Regions from separate parts of the Homo sapiens genome. Here region 1 is linked to region 2. A link is an interaction called in ENCODE POLR2A ChIA-PET data of the cell type or tissue named here. Cell type or tissue: CD4-positive, alpha-beta T cell. All regions are shown on one strand. Links, peaks and the distances in the headings refer to the core of each region. The heading gives the core; the rest is flanking DNA.

The links. ChIA-PET counts read pairs that join two places held together with the same protein. Peaks named below come from ENCODE experiments on the same cell type or tissue, not always from the same donor. Only the 100,000 strongest peaks of a DNase experiment are listed, where the experiment ranks them.
Region 1: POLR2A ChIA-PET joins it to region 2 with 5 read pairs; 12 of 35 experiments call an interaction of 5 or more read pairs at or near these places.

Annotation. Positions count from the first base shown.
Region 1 is chr9:120,828,402-120,832,794 of GRCh38, forward strand. It overlaps PSMD5 (proteasome 26S subunit, non-ATPase 5), which reads right to left. Exons shown (of 10, transcript NM_005047.4): 3 at 3,431-3,544; 4 at 2,930-3,058; 5 at 698-807. Among named protein-coding and RNA genes, the nearest start is that of PSMD5, 12 kb to the right of the region's middle. In CD4-positive, alpha-beta T cell, for the core only: no CTCF peak of the experiment used is centred there; no DNase peak of the experiment used is centred there.
Region 2 is chr9:120,888,803-120,893,195 of GRCh38, forward strand. It overlaps a transcript of PHF19 not described here. Among named protein-coding and RNA genes, the nearest start is that of PHF19, 14 kb to the left of the region's middle. RefSeq lists an enhancer at 3,819-4,038. In CD4-positive, alpha-beta T cell, for the core only: a CTCF peak has its summit at 1,172; DNase peaks (open chromatin) are centred at 1,859, 2,939, 3,479 and 4,109; H3K4me3 peaks cover 971 bases; H3K27ac peaks cover 3,833 bases.

The DNA.
Region 1 (4,393 bases), core at 148-4,147, 61 kb before region 2:
GCATGCAAGCCAAGTCTTCCTCATTTTGAAAAGCTCATATTCTTTTTTTTTTTTTTTTTTGAGACAGAGTCTTACTCTGTTGCCCAGGCTGGAGTACAGTGGTGCAACCTCCACCTCCCAGGTTCAAGCAATTCTCCTTCCTCAGCCTCCTGAGTAGCTGGGAATATAGGCACATGCCACCATACCCAGCTAATTTTTGTATTTTTAGTAGGGACAGGGTTTCACTATGTTGGCCAGGCTGGTCTTGAACTCCTGACCTCATGAATCGCCCACCTCAGCCTCCCAAAGTGCTGGGATTACAGGCGTGAGCCACCGCACCCGGCCTAGCCCATGTTTTTTCTATCATGCCATAGTGTTGCTATTTAACAATGCCAAAATAAATGAATATGATAAAATATTAGTAATTCAAAATGGCAGTTACCACATGATTGCAACTTTTTAAGAGCACACAGGCCTAGGGACATGGAACAGAGTCACTTGAAAGTAGCTGAATTGTCATGTGGGGCTTTCCCAAGTTCCAGTATGTTGTCACGATGTAACTTGAACAATTTTCTAAAGATCCCTCCTTCAGGACACACATCAGTCATGAGATTGCAACCTGGGCAAAGTCTCTAATAGAGAAAATCACAGATGTCCCAAGGTTGTTTCCCAGCCCTTCAAAAGAGGATATTTCACTTTAAGAACTCAGTCAACACACCTGACCAACACATCCTCACCAGTCAGCTCTCTCAGGAGCTGGGTTACCAATCCACTTGTGGTACAGTAGTTTAAAGATTCTGGTGACACGGAAGAAATCTCTATAATTAGCTGAAATAAAAAAAAAAACACAGAAAAAAGAAAAAGGTCAAATCAGCCCTACGCCTGATAGATCTCATTTTAAGTTAAATGTAGGACTAGGTACTTTTTATAAATGAGTTTTAAAAAATCCATTATTTGTCTCTTTAAGTAGAAAAACTTCAGTGAACGCATAAGAAATTACTTTGGCACAGATTATTATTATTATTATTTTTGAGACAGAGTCTCACTCTGTCACCTAGGCTGGAGTGCAGTGGCGTGATCTCAGCTCACTGCAACCTCTGCCTCTTGAGTTCAAGCGATTCTCGTGCCTCAGCCTCCCCAGTAGCTGGGATTACAGGCATGCACCACCACACCTGGCTAATTGTTTTGTATTTTTAGTAGCGATGGGGTTTTGCTATGTTGGCCAGGCTTGTCTTGAACTCCTGCCCTCAAGTGATCTGCCCGCCCTGGCCTCCTGAAGTGTTGAGATTACAGGCATGAGCCACCATGCCCTGCCACCTTGGCACAGAAATGTTCCATTATATCTAGGTGTATCAGCACTTTCCCGCCCAAGCAATCATCAATCAGGGTACAAAAGCCTGAATCAGCCACAACAAACAGATTATAAAACCATTCACTCATTCAGGCATCCTGTCAGTCAGTCAGTCAGTCATTCACTCACTCATTCAGCAAGTATGTTCTGAGGTCTTACTGAGAGATATAGGAAGACACTGAAGGGTTTTAAGCAGAGAAATGACACAATCAGATTTGGACTTTTAAAAGACCATTCTGACTGCATGAGAAGATAGACTAGGGATGATAAAAATGGATGAGTGGAGACCAGTTTGGATGCAAATATAGTAGCCCAGGTGAGTGACACCAGTAAGTTAGTCTAGGGTGGTAGAAGCTGTACTAATGAAGAGAAATGCAGGGGTTTAAATAAAATCAACAAAATATGATGACCGAATGGATATGTGGCAAGGAAAACAGGCCTCAGAATGAGCCAAGGTCTAATACCCAACTAAGCAGACTGTGAGACACAGCCAGTTTGTTGTCTTATTTTTTATTAGGGGGATAGGGTGGATAAGGAAGATCAGGAATTTGATTTCAGCATGAGTTTGAGTGGCCTAGAATATACCCAAGGGGCCAAGAGTGAGTAAGCAGTTGAGCATGAAGGTTCGAGCTCAGAAGAAAGGTCTCAGTTGGAAGTTTACATCTGAGAGGCATCATCACTGATGGGAAGTGAAATCATAAGTGAGTAAAACTGCCTAGGAATGAGTAGAGTACCGTGAAAGCAGGGCTTGGAACTCTGTTTTCATCAACTCCAACAATTAAAGATTCAACGGAGGATAATGAGCCAGGAGGCTGAGAAGAAACTGAGAGGTAGAAGGAAAAGCAGCATAGTATGGTATCATGACATGCAAAGTAAGAAAGTGTTCTGAAGATGGAATTAGACTATAGAGGATTCTATTTCAAACATGCACCCTATTAACTGTGTGGTCTTGGATCAATTGCTCCATCAATATGAGGTTAATGATAACAACATACAAAGTTTACTGTAAGAATTAAAGATAATATATGTGAGTATTTTAGCATAGTGCTTAGTACAAAGCTGGTACAAATAAGGGCCATTTCTTATTACTACTACAAATTTTTTCAAGTCTGGTTTCAATATCTTCTCTATCATAGTAATTATATTGCACTGTAAATATATATATATATATAAAAAGGGTCTTGCTCTGTTGGCCAGGCTGGAGTGCAGTAGTGCAACCACGGCTCACTGCTGCTTCAACTTTCTGGGCTCAGTTGATCCTCCCACTTCAACCTCCTGAGTAGCTGGGACGACATGCACATACCACCATGCACAGCTAATTTTTAAAATCGTTGTAGAGATGGGGTCTCACTATGTTGCCCAGGCTGGTCTGAAACTCCTGGCCTCAAGGGGTCCTCCTGCCCTTGCCTCCCATAGAGCTGGGCTGTAAGTATTTTTTATGACTGTCTCACATACTAGGCTGGGAATGCATCCTTATATTCCCAGCACCTACTGTAGGGCCAAACACAGATTATATACTTAATGAGCCATCTTGCTTTTCAGCATAAGCCAAACTGCATTCTGCTTTGTAAGCATGAGAAAGTGTGCTTTTTATCTTACCTCATACACCCTGTATCGAACAATGTCATTTGTTTTCATTACACTTTTCAAATCATCCAGCAGATTGCTTTCAAATAAAGCCTCCAGTCCAGCTTGGGTTAGTGATATTCTTGACAGGGATTTGATAGCCTTATAACGAAAGAAAATATCTCTTACATTCCCAAAATGCAGGTTATTATCTACTTCATAAGAGTGATGTAAAAATAGTGCATGGAATGCACCTTGCCCATGTTTTAGCTATTATTTATAATTGGAAAAGACGCAAGGTATCCCCCATAGAATTATGATGGATACTGTAGATATGTATATCCTAGAAAATGAAAGGGGTTTACTAGTATTTACTTGACAACCATTTATTTTACACAATCCATATGAAGTTGTAAATTCCATTACGCAAATCATCCATTCTAAACCTTCACCTCTCAATTCAGAAGGCCTTTCTTTATCTTTTGGGACACCGATGTCTCTGCACATTTAAGTCAATGATTCTAGTAGACTCACCGCTTTTGCTACAGATAGATTCTCTCCACCAATGCAATAAACAATTTGTTTTAGTAATTCAGCATTATTTAGAATCTCAGTAACAGCATCAGAATTTTCAACAATTCTTCCAATCTGAAAGAAAAACAATCAGAAACACTCTTCTAAAGTAGGGCAACATACGGTAAACACACGATGGTCCAATTTCCTTAGTGCACAGTTATTTTAGGAGTTAGTGATCACAGCTATATATCAATTCATTAAAAAATCAAAATGACCTAAATTCATTCAGTCAAACACACATATGGTATAGTCACATCTTTGAAAGGAAAGAAAAAAGAAAGTGGGTAAAGAGGTAAGATAGTTCAGTGAGTGAAAACAATACAAACCCAGCTCTATGTTTAGCTACACTGACCTTGCACAAATTTTAGCCCCATTTCTTATCCGTAAAATGGGAACACAATATTTAATTCCAGGATAGTTACGAAGATTAAATGAGACCGAACAGGCAAAGCACCTGCTACAGTGTCTGGCATATAAATGGCCAGTGAATAAACTGATATCTTCCCCCTTTCCCCCAACCTTTTTTTTTTTTTTTTTTTTTGAGATGGAGTCTCACTCTTTCGCCCAGGCTGGAGTGCAGTGGCGCGATCTCAGCTCACTACAACCTCTGCCTCCTGGGTTCAAACGATTCTCCCACCTCAGGCTCCTGAGTAGCTGGGATTACAGGCACCTGCCATCATGCCCAGCTAATTTCTGTATTTGTGTAGAGACAGGGTTTCACCATGTTGGCCAGGCTGGTCTTGAACTCCTGACCTCAGGTGATCCGCCTGCCTTGGCTTCCCAAAGTGCTGGGATTACAGGCGTGAGCCACTGTGCCCAGCGCCCTTTTTTGCTGAATAAACACAGAAAAGGAAAAACAGTAGTTCAGTATCTACTGAGTAACTGTTTAGCTCCTAACATTTCAACAAGATAATCCTTAGC
Region 2 (4,393 bases), core at 271-4,270:
CTGATCCAGGGTTCTCTACTGTGGGTGAGTGATCTCCAAGGGTCCCCTCACCACTCACTCAAGAGTCAGCCCCAAGAATGATTATCTGATTGGCTAGTGTTGCATTTTCCATGTGCCTGTCCACTAGCCAGGCAGGATAAGATGCCATGGAAGGATTTAGCTCCACTAGGATTTCACAGTGATGGTGGCCTTGGGAGGTGGGTGCTAGTTTTATCCTTCCTCAAAATGGGGAGCTCCTCCAAAAAGGAACCAGAATTTTAAGGTGGGGGTGGATGCTGGACAGATCATAAGTGACAGCTAAACCTCTTGGAGCTATTGCCCACCTTAGGCCAATAACAGATGAGGCCAGGCGCGATGGCACACGCTTGTAATCCCAGCACTTTAGGAGGCTGAGGCGGGCGGATCACGAGGTCAGGAGTTTGAGACCAGCCTTGCCAACATGGTGAAATCTCGTCTCCATTAAAAATACAAAAATTAGCTGGGCATGGTGGCAGGCGCCTGTAGTCCCTGCTACTCGGGAAGCTGAGGCAGAAGAATCACTTGAACCTGGGAGGCGGAGGTTGCAGTGAGCTGAGATCATGCCATTGTACTCTGGCCTGGGCGACAGAGCAAGTCTCCATCTCAAAAAAAAAAAAAAAAAAGGACCAAGGTAGCCTGGGCGCAGTGACTCATGCCTGTAATTCCAGCACAGGAATTGGGAAGCCGAGGTAGGAAGATCCTTTGAGCCTGGGAGTTCAAGGCCAGCCTGGGCCACATGGCGAAACCCTGCCTCTACGAAAAATTAAAAAATTAGCCTGGTGTGGTGGCAGGCGCCTGTAGTCCCAGCTACTCAGGAGGCTGAGTTGGGAGGATCAATTGAGCCTGGGAGGTTGAGGCTGCCTTCAGTGAGCCATGATTGTGCCACTGCACTCTGGCCTGGGTGACAGAGCAAGACCCTGTCTTGAAAAAAAGAAAGAGAGAGAGAGAGAAAGAAAGAAAAGAGAAAGAAGAAAGGAAGAAAGAAAGAAAGAGAAAGAAAAAAGAGAAAAAGAAAAAGAAAGAACTAACAAGAAAGAAAGAGAGGAAGGAAGGAAAGAGTGGACAGGCTCTAGGATCTGGACTGGACTTGGACTTAGAATCTGGACTTGGACAACCTAAGGTCAGGTTCTGCCATGTATTAAGCAATGTGGATAATAATGGCACCCACAGCTCACAAAATTGCATGTGAAAACACTTTGTAAACTATAAAGTATTTTGAGCCCTGGAGGGCAGTGGGATGGGACCATCATGCCTCAGGCAGCTTCTCATCTCAGTGCCCAGTTCAAGACCTGGCACCCAGTAAATGTCCCATAAGTGTTTGCTGAGTGAATAGATAAACAAGTGATTATCATCATCCTTTTAACTTGATCTCAGCTTTGCAGAATAAAAACAGGCAGATGCTGTTGGACCCTGATTCAGGTTTTGTGAGCTGAGGCCTCACAAATGAGCCTGCTTTTTTTTTTTTTTTTTTTTTTCCTGTTAACGCTTTTGACGTTTTCATTTTAATATGTGAAACCTGGCTACTTGTCTCAGGGAGAGTTTATGGAAAAAAAGCTTCCAGCTGGCTTTGGGCAGCCCATAAAAATGTACTGAAATGTCTAACTTTGACCAGTTAGAAATTAGGAGCTGTTGGGGGATGCAGGCCGGTGACGCCACTCGCCCTGGTGAGGCCACTGAATTTCAGTAATTAGCTCTCTGGGCAGGAGGACTCGCTCCTAATTCCTTCCTGGTTCCGAGTCAAAGGATGAGGCCCTGAATCTGTTAAAGAGAAACCACAGCTTTCAGATAACAGACAAACATGTCTTTAACACACGCAATCTTTGATTCAAATGATTTCAAAGGGCATGGGGGAGGGAAGGGTTTTTGTGAGCTTTAACCGAAGCCGCTCATCAGAATGTCAGCTCTCCAAATCCTATCCTTCCCTCAGCTCAAGTCTGACCTCCTCCAGGAAGCCCTCCTTGGTAACCCCAGCCCATCACAGGTTTGTTCATCCACACGACTCCTTGCTTTAAAACTCTCCAGAGGGTCTGCCTAACTTCATGGTCAAGTTCAGTCTTCTTAGTTTGGCATACAAGGCCCTTTGTGATCTGACACCTTCTCACCTGTGTAGCCTCTTCTCCTACTCTCCACCCCCACCCTTTAACCCAGGTGCGACAAACAACCTTCACCCCTCTCCCCGGAATTTGGGCCTCAGAGCCTTGGACTGTGTTTTTGCCTTGATGGGGATTTTCCTTCCCCTTCGTCATGTGGCTGGATGGTCCTTATTCCCAAAACTCACCCCAAGCCTCTCCTGCAGGGGTGGGGAGAGATTGAGCCCCCAGGGCTGGGTTAGGTATCCCTGCTCATGCCCCAGAGCGCCTGGGTTTCTGCTCATCACAGTTAGTGTAAGGATCCATTTACTCATCTGCCTCTCCCGCCCTCTTCCCTTCTCTCCCCTCCTCTCCCCTCCTTTCCCCTTCTTCTCCTCTCCTTCCCTCCCCTCCCCTCTCTGAGGAACTTGGTCCAGCTACAGTCAATATCTAGAGAAGGTATTGGCCTAGAGAACCTTGCTCAATCTTAAGCCCGCACACCTGCCGTACTTTGGGATCACCCCGGGAACCTTAACATGCTGATGCCTGTGTTCTTATCTTCAGAGACTCTGGTTTGATTGGCCTGGATGTGGCCTAGGCATGGGGTGAAGAGTGTGGGTTGAAAAGCTCCCCGGGTGGTTCAAGGTGCAGCCCAGGTGGAGCGCCACCATAATTTACAGCACACGACTCAAGACCCACCCAGCCACTTAGAGGAGCTGCACTCCAGGCACCTCGGGGAGTATAACCTTGAACTCGGAACCCCACTATATTTGCCATATTTGTTGTGTTGAAAGAAAACTAGTCATCTGTTTATCTGAGTCAGTAGCATTGAGCAGCTGTATAGTCCCCCACAGGCCCCACCCAGTCTTCCGTGCTTGTTAGGAGAGACGGAAGCATCACAGTCACCTGGTAGAAGGATGCCTGTCTGAGCCCCACCCCAAATCCAAGGAGCCAGACCAGGGACCCTGTGCTATAAACAAGTCTCCTGGTGATCCTTCTGCACACAAATGTGCCAGGGCTCAAAACATCCTAAAACAGGCTGCAAACCCCTGACGCCTTGCAGAGCCAGGTAGGAAAGTTCAAAGCAAAGAAAGGCCTCCAGGGGACCATGCGGGGACTGGAAAACGACTGGCTCTAGCAAATTCTTGTCCTTTGGGAATGTGGGCCCCATGTTGTCAAGTCCCTCTTTTTTAAAAAGAGAATGCCAAAAATCTGAATTTTTAAAAAGGTGAAACTTGTTTAAAGCTGACAACTAATTCAAGCCATTTAAGTACACAGCTCAGACCAAACAAAACTTACCTGGGACCTGAATTTAGCATCTATTACCAATGTTTGCGGCAAACCCCACACGTGGATGAAGCTAGAGGGTGGTGTGCTTGCCTGGCCTTGTCTCGGCTCTCTCTTTTTTGAGCTGTTTTCCTGCTATGGGACTTGGGCCAGCACGGAGTAGGAGTGGGGAGGCGGTGGGGAGCGGGTACAGGAAACGGCCCCTGAGACTTGTGCCGTACGTGCAATTGGGAGGCTGTTTGGGGACATTGTTCCTCACGTTTAACAGTGTTCTCTTCATGCCAACTCTCTAAAAAAATACCTCTCAGGTCTCAGGGCCTAATAGAGTTTTGATTTGCCTCAGCAATGGTGTGCCAGTGTCTTATGGACACTGAATTGCGTGGGATCAAGTTTTAGCTGCTAGAAAGGTCAGAGGGCAATTTGTGGCCTGTCCCCATGGCATATAGGACCTCAAGGTCCACACTTGTATACCTGTCATTCCTGGGTGCTTCTGACCTTTCCAACTTCTGTTTTTCGTTTGATGCTTGTCACATGACCACTCCTGTAAAATTTTATGCTTGTATATCAAATAAAGAAGTTAAGTGCTTTCTGAAATAAGGCATGCTATAAATAAATAAGCCCATAAAAATAGTAAGTGCTGAAAAAAAGGGTTATTGAATACATGACTACTTGAATGATTCATTTTGTGGTTGCACACAGGGCCTTGCACAGAGCAGGTGTTCAGGAAATGAGGGCAGGATGGTAGAGTGGAAAGCAGCAGTTTAGAGATGGAAAGACAATAGCCCTGCCATTTCCTAGCGACTGGGACCTTAGCCAAGCTGACTAACCTCTCTTAGCCTCAGTTTCCTCGTCTGTACAATGGGGACAATCTCAGTGCCACCTTATCAGAGTTGCTGGGAGGATTGAGTAAGATGATGTAAAGTGCCTAGCATGTAACAGGCACTTAATAAGTGGCAGCTGTGATTATTTCAACACCAGAAATACCCTCATCTATGAATGTCATTGTTAAATGACTTAGT